Regions from separate parts of the Mus musculus genome. Here regions 1, 2, 3, 4, 5 and 6 are each linked to region 7. A link is a loop called in an ENCODE intact Hi-C map of the cell type or tissue named here. Cell type or tissue: left cerebral cortex. All regions are shown on one strand. Region 1 overlaps Sema5a (sema domain, seven thrombospondin repeats (type 1 and type 1-like), transmembrane domain (TM) and short cytoplasmic domain, (semaphorin) 5A). Region 2 has its middle 42 kb from the start of Gm41289. Region 3 overlaps Sema5a (sema domain, seven thrombospondin repeats (type 1 and type 1-like), transmembrane domain (TM) and short cytoplasmic domain, (semaphorin) 5A). Region 4 has its middle 38 kb from the start of Gm32383. Region 5 has its middle 54 kb from the start of Gm41289. Region 6 overlaps Sema5a (sema domain, seven thrombospondin repeats (type 1 and type 1-like), transmembrane domain (TM) and short cytoplasmic domain, (semaphorin) 5A). Region 7 holds the start of Sema5a (sema domain, seven thrombospondin repeats (type 1 and type 1-like), transmembrane domain (TM) and short cytoplasmic domain, (semaphorin) 5A).

The links. Hi-C counts contacts between places; a loop is a spot of excess contacts. Peaks named below come from ENCODE experiments on the same cell type or tissue, not always from the same donor. Only the 100,000 strongest peaks of a DNase experiment are listed, where the experiment ranks them.
Region 1: a loop joins it to region 7, with 4 times the contacts of the local background. A loop is called at or near these places in 26 of 42 quality-filtered maps.
Region 2: a loop joins it to region 7, with 3.0 times the contacts of the local background. A loop is called at or near these places in 3 of 42 quality-filtered maps.
Region 3: it touches region 7 in a loop (6-fold over the local background); 26 of 42 quality-filtered maps call a loop at or near these places.
Region 4: a loop joins it to region 7, with 6 times the contacts of the local background. A loop is called at or near these places in 7 of 42 quality-filtered maps.
Region 5: a loop joins it to region 7, with 6 times the contacts of the local background. A loop is called at or near these places in 24 of 42 quality-filtered maps.
Region 6: it touches region 7 in a loop (8-fold over the local background); 19 of 42 quality-filtered maps call a loop at or near these places.

What each region holds. Positions count from the first base shown.
Region 1 is chr15:32,445,827-32,449,826 of GRCm38, reverse strand. All of the region lies in intron 3 of Sema5a (sema domain, seven thrombospondin repeats (type 1 and type 1-like), transmembrane domain (TM) and short cytoplasmic domain, (semaphorin) 5A), which reads right to left. Among named protein-coding and RNA genes, the nearest start is that of Sema5a, 200 kb to the right of the region's middle. In left cerebral cortex, no CTCF peak of the experiment used is centred here; no DNase peak of the experiment used is centred here.
Region 2 is chr15:32,729,037-32,733,036 of GRCm38, reverse strand. No RefSeq gene overlaps it. Among named protein-coding and RNA genes, the nearest start is that of Gm41289, 42 kb to the left of the region's middle. In left cerebral cortex, a CTCF peak has its summit at 1,988 (motif pointing right); a DNase peak (open chromatin) is centred at 2,003.
Region 3 is chr15:32,435,985-32,439,984 of GRCm38, reverse strand. The region is part of intron 3 of Sema5a (sema domain, seven thrombospondin repeats (type 1 and type 1-like), transmembrane domain (TM) and short cytoplasmic domain, (semaphorin) 5A); the gene reads right to left. Among named protein-coding and RNA genes, the nearest start is that of Sema5a, 190 kb to the right of the region's middle. In left cerebral cortex, a CTCF peak has its summit at 2,140 (motif pointing right); a DNase peak (open chromatin) is centred at 2,146.
Region 4 is chr15:31,671,634-31,675,633 of GRCm38, reverse strand. No RefSeq gene overlaps it. Among named protein-coding and RNA genes, the nearest start is that of Gm32383, 38 kb to the right of the region's middle. In left cerebral cortex, a CTCF peak has its summit at 2,367 (motif pointing left); a DNase peak (open chromatin) is centred at 2,352.
Region 5 is chr15:32,717,028-32,721,027 of GRCm38, reverse strand. No RefSeq gene overlaps it. Among named protein-coding and RNA genes, the nearest start is that of Gm41289, 54 kb to the left of the region's middle. In left cerebral cortex, a CTCF peak has its summit at 2,185 (motif pointing right); DNase peaks (open chromatin) are centred at 2,231, 2,647 and 3,161.
Region 6 is chr15:32,566,646-32,570,645 of GRCm38, reverse strand. Sema5a (sema domain, seven thrombospondin repeats (type 1 and type 1-like), transmembrane domain (TM) and short cytoplasmic domain, (semaphorin) 5A) reads right to left here. Exons shown (of 23, transcript NM_009154.2): 10 at 1,799-1,934. Among named protein-coding and RNA genes, the nearest start is that of Gm41289, 200 kb to the left of the region's middle. In left cerebral cortex, a CTCF peak has its summit at 2,265 (motif pointing right); DNase peaks (open chromatin) are centred at 1,504 and 2,264.
Region 7 is chr15:32,244,292-32,248,291 of GRCm38, reverse strand. It overlaps Sema5a (sema domain, seven thrombospondin repeats (type 1 and type 1-like), transmembrane domain (TM) and short cytoplasmic domain, (semaphorin) 5A), which reads right to left and starts at 3,479. Exons shown (of 23, transcript NM_009154.2): 1 at 2,993-3,479. Snhg18 (small nucleolar RNA host gene 18) reads left to right here and starts at 3,630. Exons shown (of 2, transcript NR_038186.1): 1 at 3,630-3,910. In left cerebral cortex, a CTCF peak has its summit at 2,114 (motif pointing left); DNase peaks (open chromatin) are centred at 2,910, 3,178, 3,438, 3,909 and 1 more place; H3K4me3 peaks cover 3,326 bases; H3K27ac peaks cover 1,064 bases.

The sequences.
Region 1 (4,000 bases), 200 kb before region 7:
TCTATTCTTTTTATGATAATCACTGTATATAAGAAAACTGCATATGTTTTTCTGTACGGTATTCAAATACTATTAGTTGGTTTAAATGAGTCGGGAATATATACAAATTACTGACTTAGGTGATTATTTAAATTAAATATTTAATAATTTAATGTTTACAATTAATTATTTAATTAAATTATTTAAATTAAAAAGAGATTCAAGTTCTCTTTACTAGTATCACAATGCACATTATCATGCTAAGGGAAATAAGCCAGATGCAGACAATTATTACATGCTCAATTAGTTACTTTTATGTCCCTCTGATAAAATGCCATGATTGTGGAATCTTATAGAAGGAAGAGTTCATTTAGGCTTATGGTTAAAGAATGATAAGTGTCCATCATTATCACAGGGAAACATTAGGCATGGCAGGAGAAACAGAGGCTGGAGCAGCCAGCTAAGAACTCACATCATGAAGCCATGCGCACAAAGCAAGAACACCAATGAGAAATTCCAGCCTTTAAAATCTCAAAGGCAATATCCATTGACACAGATGACTGTTCAAATAGGTGAGCCCATGAGAGACATTTTCTCTCAAACCACCATATGTGTTTTCTTTCACACAAAGGAACTAAGTTTAAGTGTAGAAGGAAACTGTGTGATGTGGTAAGATGTTTAAAGGGGGGGAAAGAGGGGGAGTGACAAAAGCAACACATAGAGGTGCAAATGTTCAGTGTCACAGACTTTCTTTCATGTGGAGATGCTACACAGATTACAGATATATATGTTAGATGGATAGGTAGATAGGTAGATAGGTAGATAGGTAGATAGGTAGATAGATAGATAGATAGATAGATAGATAGATAGATAGATAGATAGATAGATAGGTAGATAGATAATAGATACATTGATAGATGGTATATACATGATAGATAGTGATATAGAATAGATGATATACATAGATAATAGACAAACAATAGATGATAGATTGATAAATTACAGATAGATAGTGAGATAGATAATAAATTCATTAATAGATAATACATTGATAGATATGTGATAGAATAGATGATAGATATAGATAATAGGCAAATAAGAGATAATAGATTGATAGATGACAGATAGATACATTGTAGATAGAAAGATGATAGATGTAAACATGTATCTATATCTGCATAGATATATGCATACTCATATACATGTATACATAAACAGACAGACATAGAAACAGTAAGAGACATAACTCAGAGATTAAGCACGCATACTACTCTAGCAGAGAATCTGAGCTTGGTATCACAAAACACATCAGGAGTTTCACAACCACATGCAACCCTATCTCCAAAAGATCCAACACCCTCTTCTGGTTTCTATAGGCACATACACTTGTGTGCAGATACTCTCCCCAAACACACGCATATACATATAATTTTTAAAATCTTTATAAGGTCTTAAAAAGAAGGAGTTGGAGTAAGGGATGAGTACAAGTGAAGACCAATGTTATGTGTGTATAAAGAGGTCACAGTGAAACCTTTTATGCCGAATATTTAAAAAAATAGAGAAAAATAAATAAAATTAAACATATAAACCTTTAGGGGCTAGTCCATAGATTTATGAGACCTCCTGTCTCTTGAGACCCAAGGCAACCACCTTCTTTCTAGGAGGTGACAGGTTTATGACTGCAAAACAGGGCAATGCCATCCATCACATACTTAGTAACATTCATTGTTATGTCCCTTCATACGAGTTATAGAACTCCCCCTTTTAGGAATGGAATAAGACAGATTCGATACTTATTTTTTCTTCAGACACTTGCATAAAAAAAGGTAAATCACCAACAGTATACAATAATTAACTCATACTTCATTCTAATACCCATTATTCTACTGAGTAAGCACCGCTAATATTCAGGAAAGAAAGCTAGACTGCAGTCTGGAACAGATAAATCTTTCAAGGGAGTTGAAAATGAGCACAGTTACATCCATTGCCATGTGTGCCCCAATTCATTATGAAAGCCACACAGAGAGAAGAAATCACATTCCTGGACTCGGTTGGCCCCATGAACCCCCCCCCCCAACATATGGACTTACTCAAATGCAGCCAATCCCCAGCTGTCAAGCTGTACTCTCTGCTTACGCTGGCTTTCTTTGTTCTCAGAATACAGGCAGCACCATGGTCTGCTGTTCAGTGGCTCTCACGGCTACTTTTCACTGTTCTCCCATCCTACCCCCAAAAGACCACCATAAAAGTGATGGGATGAAGCACTCTACTATTGTGACTGTCAATCACTGCCAGATGCTATGTGATAATGTTTAGGTATCTGGTGATCTGGACACTTTCTACATCTGTGGTGATACCTAGTTGTGTGAGTTTCAGCAAGCTCTTATTTGTATCCATTACTAAGACATTTGAATAGACATGTCCAGTGTTTGTTTGTTTGTTTATGTCTCTTGCTAAAAAGACATATCAATTATTCTTATCTGTAATATCTCTGTAATACACACACACACACACACACGCGTGTGTGTGTGTGTGTGTGTGTGTGTGTGTGTGTATGTGTGTTCAAAAAATTTTAAAGCATCTGGGATGTTTAGCTTGGGGATATTGCTATTAAGAAAGCTGGGAACAAGACATGGATATTATGGGACTATAAATAACAGTATAATATTTTGTACACATACACACAATGATCTTGCATGATATATAGGTCTGTATGTTTGGGATGTTTGGGCTTTTTTGAGACAAGATAAAATAGAAAATGTTTTAGGCTTTGCATGTTAAAGTCTTCTTCTAATGTATTATAAACATAGCCATGACAGTCTATGGACATAATTGTGTCCCAATGAAATTATAAGTAATCACTACAGATTAATTTAGAAAGAGCCTGGATCGCCAGCCCTATCTACGTTATCACATACCATATGGCAACCACTGGCAGTGGGGACTGCAGAATGCCTTATGCCAACAGATTTATAGAATTTTTCCTCTCTTCTATCAGAAACGAGAGCCATGGACAGAATCATTACCCTATCATTACCCAGAATCATTTCATAAAACCAACAAAAAAAAGTCACTGCTCATTCTCAGCAGTGACATACAAAATCATTTGAAACCTCAGCTAATTGCATTGTTCCATTTCGTCTGAGAGAAGAGACCAAGCTGTCTGGGGCTCCTAGCACAGCCTACTGGTTACTGTTATCTATAGTCCCAAAAGAGGCATGCCTTGTTCCCAGCTTGCTTGGTAGCAGCAGCCTCAAGCTAAACACCCCAGATGCTTTAAAAAGAAAATCTTTCTGAACATGAAACGTAAAGCTGATATTTACAGCTTCAGAAGACTTATTTCCAGTAGAGGTGGACTTCTGCCCTAGCTTAGCATCCCCAAGAGAGCTCTCTGCCTGCCCCACTCCCTCAAATCATTGAGTACCACAAAGAGGTCCACAAAGAGATGTGGAGAGGAAATGAAATTGTGCTTCTGCCCTACTCTTTAGGTTTATTTTGGCGAATCTGTGCTTGTTTTCATTTCCAGGTACCAACCTGACACGATCCATAAGCCTGGCTGTATAACAACCACTCCTCTGTCTCAGCAGAGCACACAGCCATCAGAAAGACAAACTAGAAGCCTTATTTATGGCATGGCCGAGCTCCTTAGGGTGCTGTGAATTCTATGTCACAGTCTCATTCCAAAGCTCCTGTTTAGTTCTTGACACGCTCACATACTTATGTCTTGACCCATCCCAGAGGACTTCAGGGGCTTCACAGCTCAGAGCTTCTTTGTAACTGTATTTATCATGGTCACTGCCCCATCCCACTAACGTTTGCTCAGTAGACCAGGCCCCACCAGACACCATGGCTAGACATCAGTTCAACCTTTTATACAGTCAATACTTGACATCACTCTAGAAACTAGAGACAGCACAGGAAAATAAACAGAGACTACTGCTGCCCTCACAGCCTGAGACACCCAAGGAGAGAGGCAGATCAATGAAAGACAGTAAATGCCATGATGGTTACAGAGAAGGAG
Region 2 (4,000 bases), 480 kb before region 7:
TACCCAAGCTCTCCCAAGCTTAGACTCAATAGAGCTAAAGGAGGCAGTTTATAAAGGTTGGCTGGTAAAGCATGGCACCGTGGGGCAGGAAGGATCCCTAAGCCCAAGGAGCAGATGGGGCATACATACTGGCTTCAGAACATTTTTCAAAGGGAGTCTACAAAAAGCAGCAACGATATTACCTTCTCACTGGGGCTGCTAACTTCCAGTGATCAACTGCCTCCCTAGCACTTCACAGAAATTACCTCATGTGTTATGTCCTGTATTTGCCTGGTGTGATTGCATCAGGAACAGAGGCACTGTCTCATACCCTGTGTCTTTTCAACACCCAATAGATAGTGACCATCCACAGCACGTACCAGAAGAGCATATTGACTGAATACATATCTTATGTGCTAGCATCAACAAAATGTTTTGTGTTCATGTTGTGAAAGGCTTTTTTATTAAGTGGAGAATAAACATATTCTTGCAGATATGCCCCTGGCATTGTGTTTGTTTCAGGTGACAATCTCATTCTTGTTTTGCGTTTGTAAAATATATATAGATTTTCAGGGTATAGAATCTTGCTATGTTTATGAATGCAAAGATCTCCCTGTTGTGTGCATCTGTAATTTGTTCTCCATTAAAAAATGAGACCCCGTAGAGAAATTAGTTCATGATGAAGAATCCAACCATATCCCAGTTTTTCCTCTGAACTGGCCATAGAGATCTGGCTCATTCTCAAGTATGGAGATGTCTACTTGGCCTTGAAATCTACTTTTAGCCAGTCCCCCTAAATCAAAATAAGATTTGTTATTTGCAAAAGCCAACACTACATTCATTCAACAATTTGTAAAACAAGTCCATTTGCCTCAGTTTTGGTCCTAACAGTTTTCCTGGCTATGTGGAGTCTCAAGCCACTCTCCATCTATGCATGTTGCAGAGAACATCACATCTGGACTCCCTCTGCATCTCTCACCCTACTGTGTCTGCAGAGTCCTCTTCACTACTGTACTAATTGAAATAACTTGTATATCTCCTTCAAAAAAGTCAGTTAGTAAAGAGCAGAGCCCACTGGAACTGTCCACATTTGGCACTCTGCACACAAGATAGACATGATGCTGGAAGAAGGGAGACTATCCTTAGCTATTTGCTTTCTCGCCTCACAAGTAACCAAGGCTGAGTCAGCTTGACCAAGTGGTGACCATGAACTCTCAGTTGCTGTTGGGTGATAATAAAAATCCATCACGTGCTAGATACTGCAGGAACATTGTAAACACATGTGCACACTTGTGAGCATCACAGTCAGTAACGGGAACTGTATGGAATAGGTTCACAAGGATGTAGAGTGCTTATACCACTGCTTACTAACTGTCAAAATTCAGAGTCTTCACAACTTTTTTTCAAAAGGAAGAATAAGAATGGAATCTGCTTTAGTCACTGTGGTATAAAGATTGAAACAGCTCAGTGGAGTTAATATTTATGACCAATTATGCTCTGGAACACGGTACGTGCCAAAAAATATTTCATTTACCAAAGATACAAACTTGAAAATGAAGGGAGTTATCTGTTTGTCAACAAAGAGAACAGAACAAAGCATATTATGCTTAGAACTGTCAAGTTGATGTTGCTTGCACACAGGGTCTTACCTTCTCTTACAAACTAGGAGGCAGTAGTTATTACCACTTACACGGGAAGCATGATGGATTCCTATAGGCTAGTGTTGGCTTGGTGTAATTTCTTGAGCAAAAGGTGAACTTCAATTAGCTGAAGGCAGAGTTAGTCAGTGTGGACTTTGTTCTCCATTTTCCTGTCCTCTCAGTTTACCCCAGGGAGTTGAAAAAGAATAATGCCATATAGAGCCACACACTGGTCCCACACATGCCTACAGATCAGCTAGAGCTAATGACTTGACTGGCCCTTTTACTCTGCAGACATGCCACACTGACAATGCCTCATTCACAAGGTGGCTCCCAAGGAGCATGCGACTGACTACTGTAAAGCCAGCAGATGGCACTGTCTGCAGAGGTCTGCTTTGGTAATCCAACATATCTCACACTTCCTTCCTTGTTCTCTTCTATCGGGCTGAGCATTTCCCTGGTTAGCTTTCCATTTTCTGTTGGTCCTGAGATGCGTGTTACCCTCATCTACCCAAGGCTTGTAACTAACACACTGTTGTTGATGCAAATGAATATAACTTTTATCTGATTAGAGCTCTCAGGGAAGGAGGCTAAGGACAAGGACATCTGTAGTACAAACAAGTTTCCTGTGAAGGGGATCCTGGCGACTGGGCACTCAGAAATTATACTGTCTGCCAATGTCCAAGTTTTCTTTCTATTGCTATAATAAACATCATGACCAAAAGTAACTTGGGCAGTAACCAAATCAGATCTTGGAAGAATGCTTCTTACTGACTTGGTTTATATAGCTTGCTTAGCCTGCTTTCATATACATGCCAGAACTTCCTCTCAGAGATGAGGATACCCAAAGCTGGTTGGTTCCTTTGACATTACTCATTAATCAAGAAAATGCCCTTGCAGATTTGCCTACTACATGTCAGTCTGATGGAGGCATTTTCTCACTTGAGGTTTACTCTTCCCCAGTGACCCTAGCTTGTGATAAGTTGCCAAAAACCTAACTGGCACAACCAGGACAAAGACAGCTCCATGAAAGGCACATCATAGACATCCATTATCAGAGTTGTGCCATTCTGTGCTGGTGGGGATTATCAACTTTTCACTGTTGTGAGAAGGGATCTAAGACCAAGAAGAAATGGGAAAACAAGGACTCTGACAGTTCAACAAGATCAGAAACTTCAAATAGCCAAGATCAAGATAGGAGGCAGGCTATTGTTATTTTACTTCTGTTATCTGTTACAGATTACCAAACCCTTGGTATCTTAAACCACAATAATTCATCATCACATATCTAAAAACCAAGAACCTAAAAAGTACCCCATGAGCCTAAAAAACACCTGCCGATATGGGTTTAGCCAATTTTGAAGTTTTGGGGAAAGAATCCCTTTGCCTGCCTTCTCCACTTTGGAGTGACTGTTCAGATGCTGTGCTTTGTGGCTCCTTGCTTCTTCAAGAGCCTTCCCAGATGGTGAGATCTGTCTCACAACACAGCACTTTGACTCTGGTCCCTGTGTCTCCACTTATCAACTTTAGTGATAAGTGGATATTTAGTGATAAGTGGATAAGTGGTCTCTGGATATTTCAGAACAGTCTTATCTAAGAGTCACATGTTTAATAACCTTAATTCTATTTGCAATGTTAGTTTCTGGTTTTGATAGAATGTAAGTTATCTGAGAGTGTTGGAAATCTGCTGGTATATAATATAATATCAAACGGTGGTGGGATTATTTTATCTACCTCATCCAAATTCAAAATAATGTAAACTATTACATTGTAACGCTATTAATCCAAACCCTTCTTGAAGGTATTTATTTTCTTTCATTTACAACATTACATGTCTTATTTAACATGATGAGATTTATGTTCCTTTGTGTGTGGTGCTAGAAGTAGAATCCAAGATTCTTTGTGTGTTCTGCCACTGGGCTACACCCTGATCCAAGATGGCAATTTTTAATTTCACCCACATAAGTATTTGTTCCAAACAAAAACAAATTCCTGTTCAGATGGTGCCAAGGAAAATCAGTCTCTCGTTTCATTACACTTGGGGATAGAAAAGAATGAGCAGAGCCCATGGTCATTAGGCGCTTTTGAGCCCCTGCTGCACCTCCCTGGACTTCAGCAGAGGTACTTCTGAGTGCAAAGGAAAATTCCAGTCTCCAGACACTGATGTAATACAGTTTAAACAAAAATGGCAAGGTATTAGACTGTGGTAGCCTAGAATCTATTAATGCTTTGTAAGGCATATAGAATATTTTTCTTTTATACTCAGTGGCCTGTATGTGTGGCTATGTGTGTAGGCCAAACATTATCTACATAAATTAGTTCTCTGCCAGATCTTTTGAGACAAGGTCTTTCACTGAGCTTTGAGAAGACTGTTCGGTCAC
Region 3 (4,000 bases), 190 kb before region 7:
AGGAAAAGATAGTCTCTGGGGAAGAGAATATGTGGTCACTGGTGGGAGCTGGGGGGAGTTGTATGCATGTGGGTGTGAAACAATACCTTGTAAATTGTAAAAGAACAATTTTTTGGAAAGTATTTTTCACATAGTGACACCAGGATTTTATAACCTGACCCTACTTTGCTTTCCTCCTGTGTGACAAGGTGGCCAGAGAGGGGGTGTTCCTGCTGCAGAGCTTGTAACAGGGCTAGCATGGATGGAATCTGAAATGACCCAACCCTTCCTCTCTTGCAGGCTTCTGTGTAACCTTTAATCTATAAATATATCCCTCCACTTCTCATCTTGCCCATCCCATTAGAAAATTCAAATTAAGCTACTCACAGCTTCTTTTGTCGTCTATAATTCCTACCATACTCTGTTACCTTGTGAGGCATTAAAATATTCACATTAGCAGGACACTTCAAACAGTTGCCTCCTTGAAAATAAAGGGGGAAATGAACTAGAGAAGTTATATTCTGAGAGCAAAGGGCTAATGTAGTTCAAGATTAGCACCATGGAGGCAGAGGACAAAATTGTCCTGGAAATAAGAACTGTGTTGACCTGAAACATTTGTGTTAGATATTGCTTGGGAGATTATTTTCTTAAGATTACTATGGTAGGATTTATCATTTGCGTGAATCGCCTGCATTATGGATTATGTAGGCTTATGATAAAATTTTGTTTGCTTGCTGTTTCTGTTTGTTTGTTTGTTTGTTTTAATTCAAGATAAGGAGTAAACTCAACTATGACATGATCCCTCTCAGAATTGGTGTAAATGAACCTCAGGGTAGGGACATCTTGTCTCACCCAGGTGGTTGCTCATCCATCTAAGGGAAGCATCAAGCATGCAAATAGCCCAGGAGTTAACACAGGGAACATCATCCAGAGATATGCAGCTTGCTTGAATTAATGATACTGATATGGACAGAATGCATCGGGCAATATGAAGAAATTTGCCATGGTGTATACTGATATGTATTCAATATTTTAAGAAGAGGCAAAGGTATTTTTTTTCAAGTACACATGATTAAAGAAATGGAAGCACTCTAGTAAAGAGAAAGCAGGTTAAGGGATAACAAAAATAGTTAGTAGGATTCCCCCAAGAAAATGTATCTTTACTAAGTTCTGCAACATGCAGTAACAAGACGATAGCTCTCAAAGGAAGGCATCACCTTTGAATCTATGCTCATGAGGAGTGTCATTCAGATTGTGCCGATAATAAAAACAACAATGAACACAGCAGCAGAAATCACTGCACTGAGTCCGTATGGAATCTGGAGTTCGATAATCAAATGGGGGCATCTACATGCAAACATTTTTCACACCTTTATCTGTGGAATAAAAGGCCAAGTGGAAGGAGAAGCAGACACTGTAAATTCTTTCACTGTATTTGATAATCTTGTTTACTGGCTTGTGATTTGTCTTGTGAATGCCAAATGCCCTATGTCCCTTCCTCCGACAGAGAAAGTAATGTGTTTCTCAGCCGTGGATCATTTAACATGTGGCCATTCTTCCCATTTATGTCTGTGAAGAATGCTTTGAGGAGCCAAAGTGTCACAAGAATCTCAGTCATTAGGTCTAGTCTAATCTAATCTATCTCCATACTTTCCTCCTTAAAATAACAGAATGTATGGTTTTGTTTTCAGAGAAGGGGGCGGGTTAAAAATACAATATGGCCTCTCCCTTTCTCAGTATCCAGGCCTAAGTCATTTATTTTCGATTGCCTTGAGACTTAGGTAAAGGATTATATGGCACCCTACTTACTATGCATTCATCTACGACTTAATCCATGCTTCTTTACACGGTGCGTCGTGATCATAACCCTCAGAATTTCCTTCCGACTCAGAAACTCTGTCCCTGCGTCTGTTTTCATCCATCCACATCTGCCGCTACCCCGGCCCTGATCATTCTGACTTTACATGTGTATCTTTTGCATTTTCCACATTGTTCAGGGCTGATCTACCAACGGTCTGTCAATGAAGTCTGGGGACTTACTCACCAAGCCACGCACTGCTCCCTCCATCAGTATATATAGTCTTTGATTCTGAGCCCATCACCACCCAGTTGTGTCTCCACCAGCCCAGATCCAGGAACTATGGAAGCACTGTCACGGAGGCGAACACTAGAGGGCGCAGGCTAATCCTACAAATGTGGTGCTGCTGGTGTAGCCCTCCTCCCAGAAGAAAGGGATTTGTTCTGGTTCCCTGTGGAAATCCACAGAGAAACCTCAGTGTCCCAGTTTCTCTTCTCTTCGTTTGATAATTTCTACTTCAGTCAGGTCCCTCTCCTCTTCCTAGGAAGTCAATAGGTGTTTTTGTTTTGTTTTGATATTTTCTTTATATTCATTTCAAATTTCAAGTGTTATCCCGAAAGTTCCCTATACCCTCCCCTCGCCCTGCTCCCCTACCCACCCACTCCCACTTCTTGGTCCTAGCATTCCCCTGTATTGGGCATATAAAGTTTGCAAATACCAAGGGGCCTCTCTTCCTAGTGATGGCCAACTAGGCCATCTTCTGCTACATATGCAGCTAGAGACATGAGCTCTGGGGGTACTGGTTAGTTCATATTGTTGTTCCACCTATAGGGTTGCAGACCCCTTCAGCTCCTTGAGTACTTTCTCTAGCTTCTCCATTGGAGGCCCTGTGTTCCATCTTATAGATGACTGTGAGCATCCACTTCTGTATTTGCCAGGTACTGGCATAGCCTCATCAAGACAGCTATACCAGGGTCCCTTCATCAAAATCTTGCTGGCATATGCAATAGTGTCTGGGTTTGGTGGCTGTTTATGGGATGGATCCCCGGGTGGGGTAGTCTCTGGATAGTCTATCCTTTCGTCTTAGCTCCAAACTTTGTCTCTGTAACTCCTTTCATGGGCATTTTGTTCCCTATTCTAAGGAGGAATGAAGTATCCACCCATTGGTCTTCCCTCTTCTTGATTTTCTTGTGTTTTGCAAATTGTATCTTGGGTGTTCTATGTTTCTGGGCTAATATCCACTTATCAGTGAGTGCATATCTAATGCTTCTTTTGTGATTGGGTTACCTCACTAAGGATGATATCCTCCAGATACATCCATTTGTTCAAGAATTTCATAAATCCATTGTTTTTAATAGCTGAGTAGTACTCCATTGTGTAAATGTACCAGATATTCTGTATCCATTATTTTGTTGAGGGACAACTGGGTTCTTTCCAGCTTCTGGCTATTATAAATAAAGCTGCTATGAACATAGTGGAGCATGTGTTCTTATTACCAGTTGGAACATCTTCTGGGTATATGCCCAGAAAAGGTATTGCTGGATCTTCCAGTAGTACTATGTCCAATTTTCTGAGGAACTGCCGGACTGACTTACAGAGTGTACAAGCTTGCAATCCCACCAGCACTGGAGGAGTGTTCCTCTTTCTCCACATCCTCGCCAACATCTGCTGTCACCTGAATTTTTGATCTTAGCCATTCTGACTGGTGTGAGGTAGAATCACAGTTGTTTTGATTTGCATTTCCCTGATGATTAAGGATGTTGAACATTTTTTTCAGGTGCTTCTCAGCCATTCGGTATTCCTCAGTTGAAAATTCATTGTTTAGCTCTGTACCCCATTTTTAATAGGGTTGTTTGGTTTTCTGGAGTCCAACTTATTGAGTTCTTTATATATATTAGATATTTTATCGTATTTAGGATCGGTAAAGATTTTTTCCCAATCTGTTGGTTGCCTTTTGGTCTTATTGAAAGTGTCCTTTGCCTTACAGAAGCTTTGCAATTTTATGAGGTCCCATTTGTCAATTCTTGATCTTACAGCACAGGCCATTGCTGTTCTGTTTAGAAATTTTTCCCCATGCCCATATCTTTGAGGCTTTTCCCCACTTTCTCCTCTATAAGTTTCAGTGTCTCTGGTTTTATGTGCAGGTCTTTGATCCACTTAGACTTGAGGTTTGTCCAAGGAGATAAGAATGGATCAATTTGTATTTTTCTACATGATAACCTC
Region 4 (4,000 bases), 570 kb after region 7:
CCTCATCCCAGATGCAGACTAGATCTTGATAAGATAGACAATGTTGCTGGGTCCCTGTGGCCCCTCAATGGCGCTGGTGAACTGGTGAAAGGCAAGGGGTCTGGTTCTCACCAGCCATGTGGGAATATAAGTAATGGGGCTAAGAAGTCGCCCTCCTCACACTTGCTCTGGCCTACTCCCAGGGAGAGCGCATAGGTGTGCCCTCTTCCCTGAGGAAGGAGCCTGGTTCTTTAAGTTACCAATTTATGCACCTTTTATTTGAACCAGAAGTCAACTTCTATGGAGTCAAGCCACTGACACGCAAGGTTTTATTTAGCTCATAAGCCATAGTTACTGCCCCCACACCCCCCAAGAATCTAATCACATACACTAGAAGATCATATAGAAAAAGGTGTCTGGTTTTAATTAAAGGGATCTGTCCAACTTCATTCTGTGTGGCCATACTACAGTGATTCACCTTCAAAGTCTGAAGGGATCTCTGGTCAGTCCACCTTCTCCTTGACTAAACCGACAAACTTGTTCTACAAGAAGTTACAAAGCCAAGATTGCTCCACACATATGCCCCATCCCTGGGTCCAAAGCTGTGGCCTCCAGGATCCATTCAGTAAAGCCTTGAGCATCTTCCTGCTGGCCCCAGAGTTGTGTATCTTAGTCTACTTCCTGTGATTATAACAAAATGCCACCTGGTGAGTAACTTACAGAGTGGTTCACTTTGCCTCACTATTGCAGAGACTGGGACATCCCAGAGCGAGTTGCTGATGTGGTCAGTGGTGAGGTGAAGGCAGGCAAGAGAAACGTAGAAGCTGAACTTGCTTCCATAGCAACCTGCTCCTATGATAATGAACCATCTCAAATCTTCTCAAACTACCTGTGAGTAAAGACCAGGATTTTACTTCTAGTCTGTCACAGACTGATACATTTGTGAAAAATTAATCACCAAAAGTTACTAGAATAGTTAGTGAAAAGGGGAAAGCCAGGTGAAATAGACATCTGCACATTTTATCACGAGGTTTGGCAGATGTAAAATCGCCCCACCTGAGGTTTCTAATCGCTCTCCATTTTGCAAACACTACGTGGCATAAAGTGACGTAGGGGTTACTCTGGGACTGACCCAGCTCATATCCACATTCAGCAAATACCACCTAGGGTAAAAGTCTGACTGCTCCCAGTCAGACCAACCCCATTGTCCCATTGCTGGCTCTTGTGATAGAATACTGTGAAATGGTAGAGAGCCAAGCATGCTGGTGAATGCCTATAATCTCAACCTGTGGGAGGTAGAGACAGGAAGGTCATCTTGCTACACTCTGAGTCTGAGGCCAGCTTGAGCTATATTATACAATATAGCTCAAAAAAACCAAACCAAAAAGAAAAGGTAGAAAATAATTAGCTTACTGAACCTTACTTAAAAGTTTATGAACCTACCCCAGGCCATTTAGGGGACCTTACCCATTCATCCCAGGCTCTCTATCCCCTCAGGGGTATGTCAGCCTACATGTTGCTCCAGCAAGAGTGAAGATTACATCAGGAACAGCTAACATAGCAGGTCCCTGAAATACCATAATAAGCCACAGCAAACAGTGGCTTTGATACCCCAGGGTTGGGGAACACCTGTGGGGGGGTGGAGTTATTCTCAGAGGCAAAGCAGAGATAATGGGTGGAAGAACTCAGCAAAGTGGAACTGGGAGGGACAGCATTTGGGATGCAAATAAATAAAACAATTAATACAGAATTTGTTAAACAACAGACATAGATTCTCGTTTTGCTTACATCCACCACACTAATGAAGAGTACTCAGTATCAGGCCGCTCCCAAAACTGAGCACCAGAGGACCATTAGCTACAGAGAAACAGCCATTAAGTCTCCACAAAAAGTATCCCCACCTATCTAGGCTGAGGGAGTCCCAGTGGCTCATGGGAGGATCGTTGGGACTCAGTGCTCGCCATGGAGATAGCATTGGTCTTCCTCTTCATACTCTTGCCTGAAGCATATACACAAGGGATTGGGATATCTTGGAAAGTGGGCAGAGTCCCAGAAGTTTTAAGTAGAAAACCTCTCCCATGACTAAAGCTATTTTATAAGACCCTCAAATTTCTCAGAGCATCAACATGTAGCCAGCATTCAAAACACTTTAGAATGAGTAGATGAAGCCAGCTAGGAATGAATGCTGGTGCCTCTCAAGTTGAACATCTCAGACAGTACAGCATTAAGTCCCTGGTGGTCAGGGGCAGTCCAAGGCCTCAATAACCCATATAATTCTTTCCTGACAGTTATTAAAGATAGGCATGTCTTATCCAAGACGTTCCTCTAGCTTAAGCCTGACCTTAGTTGGAACAAGTCAGTTTACTGCCACCTACTGGAAAAGTTAAACACACAATGCTGCAGTGTCACTGATGCGAGTAGTTCCCTCAGGCTGGTACCTGGAACAGGTGCCATTTCTGCAAACACGGAAGGCTGTGCAGAATAGCTCTGAGTGATGACGGTAAGACTTTGAGCAGCAGAGGCAAAGCGGGTTCCATTGTAGGAGGGGGCTCCCACATGTACCTCATGATGGAGAAAAGTCAAGGTGAGGCAGGAATACAGGCTTTCTCCAGCTTTGGGGGAACAGACAGGTCTTGCTCACAAGACTCGTGGTCTGAGAAAGGCTTTTCTATGGAAGACAGTGTGAGAGAGTGATGAGGGTCTTAGGAGGCTTCTCATGCTGCAGTAGAAAGCGCTGTACCCATGCACATACAAGCAAGTTTAGACTCTGGGTATTTAGAGAGAGAGAGCAATAGAGAGTAAGAACAGGAAGTTGGGAGGGGAAATGGGGGGGGAGTTAGAGGAGGGCTGAGAGGGCAAGGGATGGATAGTGGATTTGATCCAAACACACAGTATGCATGTGTGAATATTATATAAAATATTGTTTAAATAAAACATTAATTTTTTTTAAATAAATGTCTCTTTTCTCCCTATTTTCTGAGCCTTCCATGCTTGAGCGCCCATGAGGACGGGTCCCAAAGGTCACACTTCATTTCCTTGGTAATGCCTTTTGTGGTTGGATTGTAAACATGGACAAGAGCCACAAGAAAGAATATTTGCATAGGATGGTGCACACACAGCCTGGGGGATGCCCTGGTGGGTAAAATAAATCCTTCCCGATGGGGCTGTGGAAAAGAAACTACCAGACGCTATGATGGTTTGAATGAAACTGACTCCGTAGGCTCATAGGGAGTAGCACTCTTAGAAGCCATGACCTTGTTGGAGTGAGCATGGCCTTGTTGGAAGAAGTTAGTCACTAGGGTTAAGCTTTGAGCTTCCAAACACTCAAGTCAAGCCCGATGCCACTCTCTCTTCCTGCTGCCTGTTGACCTTGATGTAGAACTCTCAGCTACATCACCAGCACCATGTCTGCTCACATGCTGCCATGACAGTGAACTAAAGTTCAGAACTGTAAGTGAGCTCCAACTAAATGCTCCTTTACACAAGTTGTCATGGTCAGGGTGTCTCTTCACAGCAATAGAACCTCCAGCTGAGACAAACACAGAAGCCAGAAGCCAGGAATGCTCATCAGAGAGGAAAGGGGGAAAGAGATAGTTTAAAAACAAGGCGTTGTATTTCTCCTCGAAGAGTAGTTTTTCCTGTTGACTTTGTGCCTTATATGTCATACAAAAGGCAAGAAATTCTGCTCAATACCTGCTCAGAAAAATAAAAACATTGAAAGTAAGAGTGTTCACATAGCCTGAACATTTTCTTTTCCAATAATCTTCCACTAACATAGCTAGAATAGCCAGCAGAGACACTGGTGTGGGTTTAAGCAAGTGTATCATCTTCTAGGCAGATCCTTGAATTTCTTTAATTTTACATTAGGATATAAAATCATTCATTGTAATGGGTCACTAAATGCACGAAGTCCTTCAGAAGCGCCATCGATGAAAGCACAGCCTAGGCAAAGGGAAATACACTGTGATTTCTGCTCTGGCTGTATTTCCATTTCCTAATAACAATAATGAACTTGAAGCAT
Region 5 (4,000 bases), 470 kb before region 7:
AGGGAACATTAAAATGTTTGAAAGAGAACATGGAAACTATCTTCAAGAAATGATGCATTTTTCTAGTAAGGTTCTTTGATTATTTCAAAAGCAAGCTCTGTGCAGGTTCCGTGTCTTCTTATGAGCAGTCACCATTGGAGTCAACAGTTTTGAAAGATGCAGCAGTTAATTTTAGAAGCACTGAAGGGTTTACATTCTGGAGATTTGGAGAAACATTATAATATATAACATTTAGTAACTGCTGAGGTAAGCTTTAACACATAGATGTCAAATTTTGCAATAGCTCAAACACCTACCACCTGTGTCTGCTGTATTGATACTGCAAACCCACGAATGAATCTGAAGGTAATTATACTGAGCCTTTGGGTTCTCTTTTTGGTGGTGGAGAAGCCTTGTTTACCATATAGCTCCCAAGGATCCATGGGGAACGTTCTGGCCACTGGAAGGCTATCACCAGAGACGCCAACATCATGTCCTATTGCTAATACTTCACCACCCAGTCAGTGACTTGCCTCCCCCAATCTCACCTATAAATGGATCATCAATTTGTGCTAGACATTGAAGTGCCTTTTATAGTTTATATTCAAAGATATATCATTTGTTCTTTCATGGCCCTCACTGTGGTATTAACACATGCCTTGCGTTTTCCCCTAAACATTTTACTCTTCCCCCAAATATATAATCCTTTAAAAAATGAATAGCATTAAATATACTCAAAAGAATCTAAAATGGTGTTCAAGCTTCTCTGAGCATTGCTTCTCACTACTTATATTCACATGTTCACTATTCAATGTATATCTAAACTTCCTGTTCTTTTCCTACCAACTCTAAACTTCTACTTCATCATTTCCATCTGTTCTGCATGAGGTATCTTCTTTCTTCAGTTGTAGACTCTAATCTTTCTCTTTTCATCACTAATTCCTCACTTACCCTTAATGTTCATAAGATTAATGTTCCCGAAATATTTGCCTTTCTTCCCAGATGTCTATAGTTTCTTTTAATTGTCATTTATGACTCTTTCCTTCCTTCCTTCCTTCCTTCCTTCCTTCCTTCCTTCCTTCCTTCCTTCCTTTCTCCCTCCCTCCCTTCCTTCCTTCCTTCCTTCCTCCCTCCCTCCCTCCCTCCCTTCCATTTTGTGCATGTGCGTGCATGCGTGTGTGTGTGTGTGTGTGTGTGGTTTTAGGTATGAACCCAGGGCCTCAGTCATGCTAGCTAATATTCTACCAGCGAGCTACATCCCTAGCGCACGCCATCATTTACTTATTTTCCAGAATGCATCCCATCTCTTCATCCTACTTATTGCTATTGTTTTCCATAACTTGTGTCCTGCCATCAACTTTGTGATTAAATTCTTGTATACCAAGGTGGCATTGATATCAGGCTATGGCACTTTTTGGAGGTGAGACCACCTAGAAGTTTTTGTTTGTTTGTTTGTTTGTCACTGAGGGTCTAAGGTACCTTGTGTGCAGCTCCTTAGGGGAGGACAGATTATAAACTGAGCAATCCTGGCTATGTCATTCCTGGTTCAGATTCCAAACCATTGGAGCTACTCAATGATGAGGCTTTAAACGTTTGCCTTTTCATTAGGTAATTTTTTTAAAAAGTTAAAACCTAATTACATCACTTTACCTGCCTCCCTTTCTTCCCTCCAACATCTTCTATGTCTAGTCCTCACCCCTGCCTCAAATTGATGGCTCCTTTTTTTTTATTACTTTTGTATGTGCATAAATATATAAATACAACCTACTGAATCTGCTTAGTGTTGCTTGTATGTATTTGTTTTCAGGGCTGAGCACTTGGTATTAGATAAGCAATTGGGAGTCTCATTCCTGGTAGAGAGGAATTCCTCCTATCCCATCCTCAGTCATTGGGTAGAGTTCTTTGTCTACAGGTGGGACCCTATGGTATTTCCTCCTTCCAAGTTAGAATGTTTATTGGTATTGACGACACATTACAGGCCTTGCTTAGGCAGCTGTATTGTGGAAGTATCATAGTTTTGGCTTAAAAGTCTAAATTTTTAAACTAAATCTCCTTTTTTGTTTTTGTTTGTTTGTTTGTTTGTTTGTTTGTTTGTTTGTTTGTTTGTTTTTGTTCTTTTGTTAAAACAGACTACTGTTGCTTCTGGGCCATAGATGCAGACATAGCCCACCCTTGACTGTAGCATGGGTCAGTACCTGACCATGGCCTCGAGGTGGCAGCATAGGCTACTTGCATCAGGCTGTTCCTCACCACCCTTGAATTTCTATTTCCTCCTCTCCTCCTAATGCACCAGTTATCCCAATTCTCTTTCTCTCCCAACTCTCTACCACATGCATGCTCACTTTAGTTGTGCTCACCACATGGCGGCTGGCATGTCCCTGGGAGTCTTCAGCCGGTCTGCTGTTATGTGGTGGTGACTCCAAACTTTTTTTTTTGCATGTTTTATGTGCTTACATTTCAAATGTTGTCCCAATTCCAGGTTTCCCCTCCATAAGCCCCCCCCCCATCCCATAATCCACCCCTTGCTTCTATGAGGGTGCTCCCACAGACATTGTGTCTGTTTTTGTATCAGCAGATGGGATGGATCTCTAGGTGGGGCGGTCTCTGCATGGTCTTTCCTTCAGTCTCTACTCCACTTCTGTTTTTCTTTTTTCTTCTTCTTGAGTCAGAACTTTATTTGGTACCTACAGCTGCCTGCACCTCATTGTTTATCCAGCCCTGGCCTCAAACTCAACATCCTATCTCTACCTCTCCAGTGCGGGGGTTGGAAATACATCATCAGCTCTCCTAACTTAAAGCCATATTTTCTCCATCAGTGTCACTGAATTTTACAAATAACACAAACTAAAATTTACAAGTGCATTTTAAAATAACTTATAATTTTACCAATTTGAACTTTACAGCTGCAACAGTAAATTCTGCCACCCAAAACATTTCCATGCAGTTCTTCTGTCAAAAGAACATCCCTCCTCCTTCTCTCAGCATCAGAGAAGCCCACATCTCTTTTCTGTCACCATGATGTCCTTTTTTTCCCAGAATGTCCTATGAGTAGAATCATGAGATATACCTTTTTTCTTTTCTTTTCTTTTCTTTTTTTTAGGGCGGCTAGCTCATTTGCCTTGGTATAATACTCTTGGCTTCATTTCTGTTGTTGCGTGCCAGCATTTCTTTCTTTTTATTGCCAAGGCACATTCCATTTTATGGTATACCACAATCTGCTTACTCATCCACTAACAGCTGGACATTTGGACCCCCTTCCATTCTTTTCCTACTGTTAATTTTACCCTATGCATTTGGCATACAAATCTTTGTATGGACATATGTTCTCATTTCTCTGAGTAAATATTTAAGTGTTGTAGGACTCTGTAATAAACATACAGCTTGATAAGAAACTGTTGAACTGTTTTCTAATGCGGCTATTCCATTTTGATTACCATCAACAATCTGTATTTCTCTGCGCTCCAAATCCTCCCCTACAGTTAGTATTGCCATTGAGTTTAATCACTGTAATAGGAGCATAGCAGTATTTCAAGTTAGCTTCACATTCCCCAGATGACTAATGATGCAACCACTTTCTCCTGTGCTTGCTAAACTAGAATGTCTTGTTTTGGTAGAGGGTTTGCTAAACTCTTGTGTCTTGTTGGTTGTATTAAGGAGATATTCTTTGTATACAGCTCAGACAAGAGTATTTATACTGCAGTTGTTTGTCTAGAACATGGCTGACTTTCCACATTACTAACAATGTCTTTCTGGGGCTGAAGAGATGGCTCAGTGATTTGAAAAGCTTGATTCTTTTAAAAAGACTATAGTTCAGTTCCCAGAACCCTCATTAGGCATCAAACAAATGCCACTAACTCCAGCTATATACATGGACAATATACAACTGTATACACATGAATAATTGGCAAAATACAACTTTATCTTTCATGCAACAAAATGTTCATTTTGGTGCTAATTTTCTTATATGGGTTATGTTTCTTGTGTCCTCTCACAACTTTGTGTATCCCAAGGTCACAAATGT
Region 6 (4,000 bases), 320 kb before region 7:
ATGATACTCAAACTACTTATCTTATTCTTAGCCTCATTCTCTGATAAAAGTCTTAAAATATTGAAAGGAAAAAATTCAATTGTAATTGATTGATGATTACCAAAATCTACCTGTAAAAATTTAAACTTTTTCTAAAGCTCAGTTTTCTTGGAAGTCATGAGTTTTATGATTTGGGATGTTAAACCACCCAAAATTGGAAGGAAGGACTGACTGTCTTATATCACTAGTCAATGATTGCTACTAACAGGAACTTAGTTGATTGAGATTGGGATTTTTCCTTTGCTGGCAGTGGTAAGATCCAAGCTTAACCACTAAGCAGCTGTGGCCCTGGCTATTTGACCTGCCTGGAGACGCTATGCCCCTCTCTATACATAGAACAGTGTCATTCATGTGACACTGATGCCACATGTATAGTCACAAAAATGACACATCAGACCAAGTATCTGGAACTTGATGATGTTAAATATTTTGCCTGTGTTGTTAGTAACAGACCCACAGAGAAGGCTGCTCTTGTGTGTGCTGCATTAAAATTCTTATGTCGAATCTATCTCTCGGCATGGCAGTAGTTGAAGACAGGACCTCTAGGAAGCATTCCATGCCATAGGAGTCTGACCCAGTAGGATGGAGGAAGAAACACCAGGGATGAGTCTTTCTTCTAAGGGATGATGTAAGGAAAATCTTGTCATCTTCAACACCTTTGGTGGTTTGAATATGCTTGGCCCAGGGAATGGCACTATTAGGAGGTATGGCTTTTTTGAAGCAGGTATGGCCTTGTTAGAGGAAGTGTGTCCTTGTAGGGGTAGATTTTGAGGCCCTTCTCCTAGCTGCCTTGAAACCAGTCTTCTGTTAGCCTTCAGAACAAGATGTAGAACTCTCAGCTTCTCCAGCCTTGTCTTCCTGGATGCTGCCATGGTTTCCACCATGATAATAAGGTACTGAACCTCTGAAACTATAAGCCAGTCCCCATTAAACGCTGTCCTTTATAACAATTACCTTGGTAATGGTATATCTTCACAGCAATAAAAACCCTAAGCAAGACAACACCTCACCAGAAAATGATCCTGCTGTTACATTGATCTTGAAGATATAGTCTCCAAACTGTGATGAAACAGGGGACTCTTTTTTTTTTTAATACTATCTAAACTGCAGTATTTTGTTACAGTAGCTTAAGCAGATGAATAGAGCTGTGGTCTGAACTAACAAAATAAACAGCACCATTGCCAGGTCTCTGCTTCTTCTGAGCACTGGAGGTGGGATGCTTCACAAAGACATCACAGCTTGAACATTCTAATTGGGTGACGGAAAGATGAATCCACACCAGTCAGATCTCTTTTCCCAGCAGCCACTGCCACAGTCCCCCTTCCCAACAGGAAGCCTCACCATACTTGCCAATTAGAGCTCGAATTCTGTTTGTCAAGACCCATTGCTCTGTGCCCTGGGCCCTATTCATTGGAACATCATTCATTAAGGATCAGAGATTTGGGGCACACAGTCCATCATCATTAGCACTAATTGAAGCCTGGATTCCTAGCCTACTGCAGAAGACTGCCCTTTTTCGGTTAAGGATCAGTCACCACAACTCACAAAAGCCCCCCTTTTTCTTTTCTAGGCGCCATAGTCCACAAAAGGCTGTGTTCTATTGATACTCGCTAAGCACAGGATGGTGCTGTGCTGTGGGGGGCAGGAGACCGCAGCTGCACTGTGCATGAAGCCAAGGTTTAATTGCTCAAGCTCACTATGTTGAGTTTCTTCATTCTTAAAAGAGGATTCTTGTAATGCCCTCTTCCCCTGAGATTACCTGAAAATTGGGGTTGGGGTTGGGATAAGGCAGCCAGGCTGAGCGAGAGTTTTCTTGGTACTTGAAGGGTCCATTGAAGGCCTGTGAGATGGCGCTCAGGTTGAAGACACAGACAGCAGAGGCAGCGATGCTGTTTCTGGAGAATGAGAAAGGAGAAGGAACAGGCTGGTCAGAGCCCACAGTGACTGTTGACCTCCACTGATCCCAGGGTAGCATCTACCTTTAGCTATTTCAAGCTCACTTGAGGCTCTTATATATAGCAAGAGGTGAAGGCAGGGCAACACCCAGGGCTTCCTTGGGATTTCCTCATGTGAAAACAAACATCCAGATAATGAAGTAGGGATCCATAGCAGATATGACCCTACCAGCTGGGACTAAATTCACACAGCTACAAGAGGAGCAACAAGGGATTTTGAAAAGCTTCCTGAATTTTTAATTCCAGAGATGACAGGCTTTGTCTTCCAGTAGGTGGAGCTACCCATCCATTTTGCCACCTCTCTTCCACCTGTATCTCTGGCTACTTTAGGTGGCCATTGGCCAACCTCTGATTTCTATTAATTCTCCAGGTGTTTGTGTTTGTCATTCTCTAAAAAAATAATAAACTGAATGTATCTTGCAGGGAGTGCCTGTCAGATTTGTCTCATTTATTATTTAAAGGGAATTATAAATCTAAAGGCAAGAAAAAAATTAAGAAAGTACTGACATGAAGTTGGGAAGCCTTCATTCAGAATTCAGGCTCCACTAGAAAGCTGCAGACAGAAGGCTCAGCAAGGTCAGTGCCCTTTGACTAAGCATGGGGATGGCAAATGCTTCTTTCTCAAATTTGCATTTCAAGCGGGCTATCGCTCTCAGAGGAAAATGAAGACCAAATGAGGGGCACGAATGTATTTTCCATATTAATGCACTGAGCCAATATTTGGTCAGAAATAAGTCAGTTTTTTTTTTTCTACATCTTAGAGAAAAATCACAAAACTTTTAGAACTTCACATCTAACTATCTGAAAAAGCAATGAGGAGGGGGAAGGGCAGAGCCCAAAAGACTTCTCTAATTTCAGTACAATCTCAGAATCTTCTTAAGGTAAAAGACATGACCCTGTAAGGGAAATGAAGCCTACTCATTGAGATCCTGACACAGGCCCATAGATGGGGAGCGGCACCCTGACTACTTTGTAACAAAGATCTGGATTTGAATTCTTTGTGATATTTCTGTGAGAAGTGTATAGTGTCAAAGAACATCTCATAGAAGATGGTGTTTGTTCTGGGAGTCTGGCCCTGAGAAAGGAGATTAAAAGGAACTGGATGCTTTATGTGCATGTATTCAGACTGCTGCTCTTATCTTCCTTTCCACTATCTTTGGAAAAGTAGAACATGAACATCTCCTAAATTCAAGGAGGAAACCGACTTGGGGCATATGGCTAGACTTTGGTAACACTCAGAGACGCAGCTACCCTGGGTCAGAAGCAGACACACAGCAAGGACTAGCCTCAACTAGTTACCTGACAGATAATGGGCAATCCATAGTAATCATAATATCACCTTGAGCCTCCTGCTAAGCTTTTGTGCATATACCATCTACTTCTTCACAAGGAGTCTACAGACCCTAAAAAGACCCTAAGGTTCTAGACAGAGAGTGAGTTGAATCAGCCCATGCCATAGACCATAGAGGGTGAAGCAGATATCTCCTACTTTCCACATGGTCCCCAAGTCCATTTGCTTGGCCAAGAAGCCAAGTGCAATAACAACTACATCCTCTTCTAGACAGAGACACTAATTTACTCTGAACTGAGATGACATGGGCATGGCTATCAGCTCAGGGACTCCCTAGGAAGTCCTGACAGCTGATCATCTGAGCTGGCAAAGGATAAATTTCTCTATGACCCTGTTGGGCATAGTGCCTTTGTTAAAGCATCTACCCTCTGTCTTTTCTCTGTTCTACTTACTCTGAAAGAGACAGGTGGGGAAGAAAGGGCTTATATGAGCTACATGAGGACCCTACCCCTATTATTTTTTTCCAATCTATCCTCTTGAGTCAGATCAACATACAGAAATTAAAGTGCATACCCAGTTTCTTTTGTAGCATCTCCCTCACAGGCATGCGACCCCATCCAGCTATGCACTACTATATCAGCCTCTGAATAAGTTACTGAAAACTGGAAGCAATAATGGTCAACATATCTTTGGAACACAGGTATTCCATCTGGCC
Region 7 (4,000 bases):
CAATTCTACATTTAAAAAAAAATGGGTTACTTGACTAGGAGTTGATGCGAACGAATGGATCTGTTCTGTACTGCACATGGCATGGGCTGGAACACAAGCCTCTTCTTTAGGGTCGGCGTCCATGCTCACTCATATATCCAACAGAATGCCTGATGCCCTTGGCTGGACTCTTAGCAAAGCCCTACCCATCCCTCCTCCACCTTCCTGCATTTTGTCGCCGAAAAGCCTCTGTTTCAGTGACTTAATGATAAAACGACATTCAGTTAAACAGATAAAAATCATTATCCAGTTAATTGGAACTATGCAACGGTTTGGCTAGGTAGCTCTTGATATAGCCTGGCATGAGTAGCAGTTGATATAGCAGCCCAAGAAACTGGCATCTATTTTGAGCACGAAGCATACAGCACAGAGAAATGCTTGTTGCTTTTAACAACTGTCCCTCAGCAAGAGGCTACAATGAGGATACAGAAGAATTTCCTCTGAGAAGCCAGTAGCTACAAGGACTTCCTGTGGTCCACAAAACCTAGGGTCATGGTAAACTTGTGGGAATATGTTTGCATTCATCTTGTATTGTTGTGAACTAGTTTTACTCTGTGCTCTTCCATTTCTCTCTTTCAATCTCTGCAGACATGACTAAGATGTCACTTGAGACAGACACAAGGAGGGATAAATACCAGCTTATTTTCAGCAGATTCTAAACACCTTAAAATACTTCCTCTGGTCCAAGACAGTCTTCCCTACCCAGAAGACCAAAGTCTTTGCTCTCAGCAGGGATCCTGCAGCTGTTTGCCATTAAGGCAACCAAATAAGTTAGCAGCGGCTTAAAAGGCATCAAATGATGAGCATCGCTTATTTCCCATGTGAGGAAAAGTATGTATTGACTACAGCCGCATAAAAGCTGATACCAGTACATGGACTTCACAGCTGAATGGGCACACACTGTGACAACAGTCGGCATCTTGGGTGAGCCACTGTCTCAAAAGTTTTTATAATAAACTCACGGCAGGAAGTCTATGTTTCAAACAACTACACTTGGAACTGCTTCTTCATGGAAAACAAACGTGCAGAAGAAATGTGAGTGGGCAGAAAGAAATGCACACTTCTTTTGGAGTAAACACAGGAAAGAAAAGTAGTTTCAATGATCTACAACAGAAGGTGTCTGCTTAAGCCTGAAGTGCAACAGTGAACTTTTTACTCCAAGAGAGGAACTCCTCCCTCTCTCAAAAGATGAAAAACAACATTAATTGGCAACCCTAGTTGGGTATTTAAAACGTTTCCTATTAAGGGCTAGTTTTATCTTTATAAAAGACGAATTCTGTATTTAATAACGCATCTGCACTTCAAAAACAGGGCTCTTCCTGACAAGCCTGGACACACAGCTATTTTTAAAAATATAAATAAATACACTGCATTAATTTTAACACCCGGTGTTTAACCAATGTGCTGCTTAGGAGCAGAACCTCCTCTCCGTATTACACATAACTCTTATACCTTCGCGCAGTTTCAATTGTTAAGTCCAATTGTCAAAGGAGAAAAATGTGTACCCTGAGGAGTTTGTAGGAATGTGTCTTAGGAAGAAACCTTTCCAGATAGACGGCTTCCGTCCAACTTTTCTGTCGCTTAACTACGCTAAAAAGCTCTCCTGGGTAAAGAGAACACTTCTCTCAACTCTTCCTTTTGAGAGGAAAAGAGGATCGCCAAGGGCGATCGCCAGAGATCACTCCCCTCCAACAGTTCCTCGGAACATCCTGAGCACCGATCTTCTCCTGGCCCCAGACCGTGAACCCGGGTATGAAATGCCTTAGTCTTCCTCAGCAAAACACCCTGGCGGAGTTGTGCCCTGGTCCCACTAACCCCAAATTTTCACGAACACCGCAGAGCCCCTGTGCAGAGAGCAGGAAAATGTCCCCTAGTCCACCGTGCAGGGAGGTAGGCGATTCCGACCACCAATCCCGGTTCCAGATCCCACCAAGCAAGCCTGGCCTAGCGCGGAAATCACAGCAAAAATCTGTGTTTTACTGCTGCCTAGGACCCCTGACCCATTTGCCCAGGACAAAAACACTAACAAGCTCTGTGACATCCTCTCCGAAAGCTCGCTCTTGGCGCCCCCTGCCGGGAATCTCCGGGACGCCGCAGGCGCAGGAAAGTTAAAACCCAACTCAAGGCAACCGCATCCAGGTACAAACAACAAAAAAGGACGTGAAAGCGCTTCCCGCCAAAGCCCGGGGCGGGAGGTGAGGGGTACCGGGACCGGGACCTACCCGCTCTGGGCCCAATTCCAAGGGCGATCGCCGGAGATCACTCCCCTCCAACAGTTCCTCGGAATATCCTGAGCACCGATCTTCTCCTGGCCCCAGACCGTGAACCCGGGTATGAAATGCGTGCGGCTGGGCTGCCCGCAGACGGGGGCTCTGCGATTGGAGCTCATCCTGCTGAAGCCCCAGGCTTCGCCATCCCTGCCTTAGTCTTCCTCAGCAAAACACCCTGGCGGAGTTGTGCCCTGGTCCCACTAACCCCAGATTTTCACGAACACCGCAGAGCCCCTGTGCAGAGAGCAGGAAAATAAATGTCCCCTAGTCCACCGTGCAGGGAGGTAGGCGATTCCGACCACCAATCCCGGTTCCAGATCCCACCAAGCAAGCCTGGCCTAGCGCGGATTACGCACACAGATCTCCACGGGTACCTGAAAGGTGCTGGCCGAGGTGCAGGCTTGCCCACTGACCGGTCGCACACCCGGACCTTCTCAATCCACGCTCGTATCCAGGGAAAGGCTAAGACACAAACTTCCAGCCCGTGCACTATCTCCACTGCGACCGCCCCCGCTTTGATGGTAGTCCTGCACGCGCCTCTGCCAGGTTGTCCCCACCCAGGTGTCTGCAGAGTGACCCTACCAGAGACTTACACCACCCGCAAATGGACCAGTGCCGAGTCCAGTTCACACGTGCAGGGTCTCAGCTATGACACTCAGGGACTCTGCGGGGAGAGAGCTCACCAGATGCCGGGCGCGTTCCTCCTGCTAGTCATCCAGCGCCCCGGGGCCCGGAGCTGCTCCAAGGGTCCTCTTCAGTGTACTACGAGGGAAGTCGAGGCAGCCGCCACCACTGCACCCCGCCACTTCTCCAGAGCTATCCTCCTCTCGCAGCGCGCCAGGCTGGGGACCAGCTAGTCTGCCGGAGTCTCCAGTTGTGCAGCTGAGTGGACAGGCTCGCGCCGAGAGAGGGCGACCGGTGAGGTGGCAAAGTTGGGTACCCTCTGCTTAGTAGCTGCGCGTGGGAACCAAGAACACCCCCAAAAAGGATTGCACGTGCCGGGACGCCCCCGCAGTGGGAAGGTGGGATACAGAGGTCGCCACAAGGCTGGGGCCACCGTCAGCCAAGGGCTGAGGAGCCCACCCGCGGCGGGAGCGCAGCGCGCGCGGGAGTGGGCACAGCGTGAGCAGCCGCTGCTGACGCCGCCTTCCTAGCGAGTAGACCAGCGCTGGGTGAGCGGGCCCAGAGCTCGGGGCGGGGAGCACAGGACCGCCTCGCCTCGCCCCGCCCCCGCCCCGCCCCCTCCGCCGCACCTCCCCTACTCCGCCCCTCCCGCGTGCAAACTGAGCGCCCCACCCACCCCTGACCTTCCCAGGCCCCTCCTCTAGCCCCGCCTCTTCCCGAGATGGGACCCCCAAACACTCCCCAGGGGGCTCTCTACACACCCCAGGAGTTCTATTTGTGCCACCAGAGTGCAAGCTCACCCAACTGGTGACTTTTTTCGAACTCCCTTCCTCGCCTGGAAGAGACCTTCTTTGGCTACCCGCCCCTTGCCCGGTGGCTCCTACGTGGCTACTTTGCAGGATGGGCTGTATAAAGGGCTGGAGGCAGTTCAACCCAAACCAGAGACGTGGCGTCTGCTAGGCCTGCCTAAGCTCCAGGTAAGTGCGTGCCCCCGGCGGATCGCGGGTGGGAAGAAAGTGGAAGTTTAAGATTCAGTTCTTCTGTGTCATCATAAGAAGACTGGGGTG